Linked DNA regions of Homo sapiens: region 2 is linked to region 1. A link is a contact called in ENCODE Hi-C or POLR2A ChIA-PET data. All regions are on one chromosome and are shown on one strand. Each heading gives the region's core, a stretch centred on a gene start or an enhancer-like site at or near the end of the contact. The rest is flanking DNA. Distances are from core to core; before and after follow the strand shown. Region 1 holds the start of NTF3 (neurotrophin 3). Region 2 overlaps LOC105369625 (a long non-coding RNA gene).

Region 1 (3,097 bases), core at 162-2,661:
AGGTATTTGGATTTTTTGAACCTGGGCCCTAACCGAAACGCGGAACGGCTTGCTTATTAGACACCTCGAACGACAGGGCAGGGAGGAAACGGGATACTCGCTGCCCTTCCCAGTCGCGCGTGAGTCAAAAGGTCCTGGCAGGAGATGATGTGAGGAGCGGCTGAAGTGGCAGGGAGGAAGGGATGAGGGGCTTGGAGCGGAGGTCCACCACGCAAGGACTCGGGAAGCGGGCAAGTGGGCAAAACTCTGCTTCCGGGCTCTCGATTTCTCGTTGATCACTAAGTGGTATTTTTCCCCCTTCTCTCGATGGCAAATGGGCGAAATCAAGATGACTTAACTTGGTAAATTTAGAGAGAACGGCTCGGAGCAAGTGAGGTCTAACGGGCAGCTAAAATTATCTCCAAATAAGAGATTTTGACCCCCTCCCCCTATCCTCTCCTCGAATGTATCCACCGGTGGGGAAGTGAGCGTCATTACTTTCGGGGCGCCACGAACAGGTTTGTTTGTTGCTCGCCTTTCCTGCTTCTCGCGCTGTCCCCGCGTGCAGACTGGTGGGTGCTGGGCGAGTGATTAGCTGCAGGGCCCCATCCTAGTTTGGAAGGAAGGGGTTTAGAAGTTGGAGGATGGGTGAAATGGGAGGCTGCGATCCATCTCCCTCTCCCTTCCACACTCAAGCTCCCGCAAACACGCGCGCGCACACACAGCCCCTCCCTAGTCCCTCGGACCACCCGCCCCCACGCCCCTCTACCTTGACCTCCCTTGACCGCCGACACAGCGTCCTGGGTGCGGGTCCCCGGGAGCGGGGAGTTCGCCGGGGAGCGATTGTCCTTGGGCGTGTTCGTGCTGTGGGGTGGGGGGAGGAGTGGCGGGTGGGCTTGGTAGGGGGTGGGGAGAGATCTGGAGCTGGAAGGGTCTAAGGTTTGGAGGAGGAGTTTACGCCTCAGACCTGATCCTCCTGAGGAAAAAGGCAGGAAAAGGCCCTGATGCCTTGTAAAGAAAATCTTGAAAGAAAAAAGATCAAAAAGAAAAATTTCAAGAAAAAGAACCACTAAGAAAGGCTGAAGACACTAACATGTAACCTGTTACGATACATTTAACGTTTCGTTTTTTCCTGGATCTCTAAAAGGGAACTCAAGGGTGGGGGTTACTGAAGAATACTACAGATTTGGAAGTTTTTGTTGCTGTTGTTGTTTGGTTTGGTTTTGTTTTTCAAGAGGGGCCAGGAGAAATGACCCCTTCCCCGCCACGGGTCCCGAAGTGAGGGCGGGGGGGGGGCTCTGGGGCGCGGGCGCGCGCGGCGCGGCGCGGGCCGGCGGGGGAGGGCGGCGCGGCGCGGAAGGGGTTAAGGCGCTGAGCGCGGAGCCATCTGGCCGGGTTGGCTGGTTATAACCGCGCAGATTCTGTTCACGGGACTCAGAGTTGAAGCTCCTCTCCCTTCCGAACAGCTCCGCGCACCGCCCCGCGACGCAGCCCGGCGCAACTACTTTCTTCTCTCTCCTTTCTTTCTTCCTCTCCTTTTTCCCCTGCTGGGTAGTGGCTGCGGCGGGGTGGGGGAGACTTTGAATGACCGAGCTCGCGTCCACCTTTCTCTTCATGTCGACGTCCCTGGAAACGGCCACACGGATGCCATGGTTACTTTTGCCACGGTAAGGGGAGGCGGCGGGCACCTTGGGTGGGCAGGTTTGGGGATGGGGGTCCACGTGGGGAGGGATTTTCCAGTGGACTGGTGCGGGGGGCCCCAGATCCGCATCCCGCCCCACCCCCATCGCGCCGCGCTCACTCACTTTCCCGGGCTTGTGTCTTCCCCAAAGTTTGCGCTGGGATCTGCTCAGGCCGAAGCGCAACCGCAGCCACCCCGCTACACACACACACACACACACACACACACACACACACACACACACACACACAGACACGGACACCCTTCTCCACCTCCTCCCCTCTTGTCCCTCGGCTGCCCAAGAAGCTTCCCTCAATCTGGGAAAGTGATCAGGTTTAAGGGACCTGGATTGGAAAGGGTGGGGGCAGAAGAGGGGAAATGGGGACGACGAAAGAGCAGGAAAGAGATTCAACAGAATCAACCACCCACCACTCCCAACCGACCCGCCTGCTCCTCCGAGAAAGCTCCTAGCGCATCCTATAACAAAAGGGGGTGGCAGACAGAACTCCGGGCGGGGAGGTGCCGCGGCAGCTCCCCTGCACACGCCCTGCACTCTGCCGGCCGCTGAGCCTGATTCTCAGCTCGCCCCAGCACCACTCTGGCCCGGGCGTGGGCTGGGGGGAGGGGACGCGCAGCTCAGGACCCGGAACCTCGCGTTCCAGTTTTGGGAGTTGGGACTCACTGCCACGCGCCGCGTACCTGCGTTGGAGTTCCCCGAAAGGGTTTTTTCAGAAAAGACCTCGCGCCCCGGGCTCCTCTTGGCCAGCGCCCACCCGGTGGCCACCCCACCCTGGGCCTTTGCGCAGATGTTGGAGCTCCGTACGCAGCCCGCACATCTGGGACCCCTCCGGGGAGCGGCGGGCACCCGGGCCCGGCCATCCCAGGGGATCTCCTTGCGGTATCGTCCAGCCTGTTCTCGGACTTTGAGCGGTGGCGTGGGAGGCCGGGAGACCTGGGCACCCGCGCAGCCAGCCAGGTCGGAGTTTAAAGGTCCCACGACGGACCGAACTGTCCCATTGCCCCAGAGCTTTACTCAGTGGTGGATGCTCCTGATGAAATTTGGGACGCTTGGGAGTTGAAGGTTAGGGACAGGAGGGGCGAGGGCCGAGGGCATGGGATGGGGGAGTAGGATTCTGCTTGTTGCTCTCCGCGGGAGTGGGTGCGCGTCCAGGAGGCGCTGCTTCTTTGCGGGAGTTTGGCTGCTGCGTTCATTCGTCGTCTGCGCTTCAGATGCACGGCACTGAGACCCTTGCGTCCGACGGTGTCGGGGCTGTGGACTAGAAAGGATCCCTTTTGCTGGAATCGAGGCTGGGGTGGGATTGCCGGTGGGGGAAACACCGAAAAGATCGTCTGGCCTCGGCCTCTGGCGGCGGGCGGCAGGTTCTGAGTCCGAATGGAGGTTGCTCCCGGGAGCGCCGGGCTCAGAGCTAGAGAGCT
Region 2 (3,097 bases), core at 337-2,836, 850 kb after region 1:
ACTCATCCCAAATCATCAAGTGTCGTCTACAAAACCAGCAAGGGGGCGGGTGCGGTGGCTCAAGCCTGTAATCCCAGCACTTTGAGAGGCCAAGACAGGCAGATCACAAGGTCAGGAGTTCAAGACCAGCCTGGCCAACATGGTGAAACCCCATCTCTACTACAAATACAAAAAATTAGCTGGGCACGGTGGTGCGCGTCTATAATCCCAGCTACTGGAGAGGCTGAGGCAGGAGAATTGCTTGAACCTGGGAGGCGGAGGTTGCAGTGAGCCGAGATCTCACCACTGCACTCCAGCCTGGGCAACAGAGCGAGACTCCATCTCAAACAAAAAAACAAACCAGCAAAGGGAATGGCGGGCGCCAGAGACCAGGTCCTGGGGCCATATGGAGAGCTAACAAGGAGAAAAGAGTGGCAAGTGAGTCTCTTCTGGCCCTTTGGCACCTGGGAACAACCAGAGAGCTTGGTCCTCTGGTGGCAGGAGCAGAGCAAGCAAGGGCAGCAGATTTCCATAAGGAAAGCGGCTCCTCCTCCCAGGGCTGGGTTTAACACTTTGCTCTTCAGACACTGTGAAGGGCTGAACCCTTGATAGTAAGTATGTTACCAGACTCCACCAATATCTGAACACGGCCTCTAAAGTTAGGGAGTCGGGGGAACTCCTGCACTATATTTCCTAGCTGTGTGCTCTTGAGAAAGTTACCTCGCTTCTCTGAGCTTCTGTTTCCTCAGCTACCATATGCAGATAAATAATAGCACCTTATGTCCTTGTGTGGTTGTGAAATCAAATGAGATCATTGATGCCTGAGGAGCACTTGGAACAGTACCTGGCACACATAAAGATCAGCTAGTAGGCATAGATATATAAATATCCATATGTGTTTATATAAATATGCATCTATAAATATAATTATATACCTCAAATTATACACATAAAATACAGTTGATCCTTGAACAGCACATGCAAGCATTGGGGCATCAATCCTCAAGCAGTCAAACATAATTTTTTTTTTCAATGACAGCGTTCTCGCTTTTGCCCAGTCTGGTCTTGGACTCGGGTACTCAAGCAATCCCCCAACCTCAGCCTTCTGAGTAGCTGGGACTACAGGCTCCCACACCTGAGTATAACTTTTGGCTCCCCTAAAATTTAACTACCAATAGCCTACTGTTGACTTAGAAGCCTTGCAGATAACATAAACAGTAGGTAAACACGTATTTGATGTTATATGTATTATATATTGCACTCTTACAATAAAGGAAGGTAGAGAAAATATTATTAGGAAAATCATAAGAAAGAGAAAGTGTATTTACTATTCATAAATGGAAGTAGATCAGGCATAAAAGCTGAGGAAGAGGGGGAGGAGGGAGAGGAGGGTTGGTCTTGCTGTCCCAGAGACAGCAGAAAATTCTCGAATAAACGTACTCTCGCAGTTGAACGCCCTGTTGCTCAGGGTCACCTGTATCTGTAAAATGCAATCTTAGTGGAGCGCTGACTATACGCCAGGCACTATTTTAGGCACTTTGCATGCACCTTGTGAGTGGGAGGCCCAGCAGAGCTGACTTGTGAGTTCTGGGACTTTTGGAGAGTCCCTGCGTCCGTCCGTGGGCGGGATCTCCAAGGTGAGGCCGGTGGCCCAGGTTTGGCAAGTTTTCTGCAGCTTTAACACACTCGGCTTCTGAGCCAGATCCTGTCAGGACACCTTCTTCAACCTGCCAAGCGGGGACCCACCCAGGAGTTCCTATTTTTTCCTGATTTGCTCTGAGAAGAGGCCGAAACACCGGGGTACACCCAAGAACGGAGAGGGCTTTCTCCCCACGTGTTAGCCAGGGGGCACATTTCCCCCGCGGCGGCCGCCCATGGCCGGGCCTTGGCAGAGCTGTCCCTCGAATCCGGGCCGAGCCGGGGCCGGCCCCGAAACCCGCTCTGGGAGGGAAGCCACGCCCGGCCCCAGGAAAGGAGCGACGGGAGGGCCCGCGGGAACGGCCTGGCCCAGGCCCGCGCGCCCTGCCCTGTGTTCCCGGGAGGCGCGGTCTCCTGGCGGCAGGGGAGTCCCGGGAGGGCGCAGGGCGGCGCAGAGCCTGGGATCCCCGAGGGTCAGGGCGAGCCGGCGGCCAGGGCGCGGCCGGGCGGGGAAGCCAGGGGCGGAGGGGGCGCGGTAAGCCCACGGAGGGCTGACTCATCCTGGCGCCGCCCTGACTCACCCGCGGCCGCCCTGGCAGCCCCGTCCTGCCGCGCCCCCTCGCGGCCACGCGCGGAAGCGCAGCCGGGGTGCCCCGCCCCGCCCCGTCCGCGCCCTCCTCGGAGCGCCGAGCTGGCTTTGAGCTCTGGCGAGAAAGCGCCAATCGGCGGCAACCCGGGAATCCAAGGACATATGGGGTGCATTGGAGTATTTTTCCATTTTCTTGTAGATAATGAGGTCTCGCTCTGTCGCCCAGGCTGGAGCGCAGTGGCGCGATGTCGGCTCACTGCAACCTCCACGTCCCAGGCTCAAGCGATCCTCCCGCCTCTGCCTCCTGGGTAGCTGGGACCACAGGGGCGCGCCGCCACACCCGACTAATTGTTTCGTTTTTTGTAGAGGCCGGGTATTGCGGTGTTGTCCAGGCTGGTCTGGAACTTCTGGCCTCAGCCCATCCTTCGGTCTCGGCTCCCAAAGCGCTGGGATTATAGGCATGAGCCACTGCCCCCGCGCCCACTTCTGCTTCTAAAAAATGAGTTTCAGGGCCCTCTCCTGGTACCCCAAGCCAAGGCCAAGTGGGAACTGGAAGCTGGAACAGCCCAACTACCCACCCAGCCTGCAGAGGAGAGACCAGAAATAGCCCTTAGCTTCCAGGGAGATGGCGAGTGACCTGATCCTGCGCCTGGTCGGCAGGCCCTTGAGAGCAGTGGCCTCCTCTGTCTTGCTCTCCACCCGATCCTGACTTGTAAGCCCCGTTTGCCCGCATAGTCCCACAATGTACGAAATGAATGGATGGATGAGGGGCTCTGGGGTGCAAGGGAGAAGGAAGCAGGCAGAAAAGCCTTCCTCATCGGGGGGCTTCCTCCTCCACTGTCATCCGCAAGGGACTAAGGTCCTGAATGTGAGTGCCCAGCAGATCCATGC

Evidence for each region. A loop is a pair of places that touch in the nucleus more often than their neighbours do. ChIA-PET counts read pairs that join two places held with the same protein, here RNA polymerase II (POLR2A). Pooled maps may share reads with other maps.
Region 2: a loop to region 1 is called in a map of sciatic nerve, with 13 times the contacts of the local background. The contact joins the enhancer-like site here to the promoter of NTF3 in region 1. A Hi-C loop is called at or near these places in 1 of 168 maps with a recorded cell type or tissue (sciatic nerve) and 3 of 50 pooled maps. POLR2A ChIA-PET finds 5 or more read pairs at or near these places in 1 of 52 experiments (AG04450).

Annotation. Positions count from the first base shown.
Region 1 is chr12:5,430,697-5,433,793 of GRCh38, forward strand. It overlaps NTF3 (neurotrophin 3), which reads left to right and starts at 1,412. Exons shown (of 2, transcript NM_001102654.2): 1 at 1,412-1,646. The coding sequence starts at 1,629. RefSeq lists an enhancer at 2,229-2,754.
Region 2 is chr12:6,276,650-6,279,746 of GRCh38, forward strand. The region is part of intron 2 of LOC105369625 (a long non-coding RNA gene); the gene reads right to left. Among named protein-coding and RNA genes, the nearest start is that of PLEKHG6, 32 kb to the right of the region's middle. RefSeq lists a silencer at 1,865-2,344. Within about 2 kb of position 1,587, at least 32 of the 41 ENCODE cell types and tissues checked have a DNase peak (open chromatin) inside an H3K27ac peak, as active enhancers do.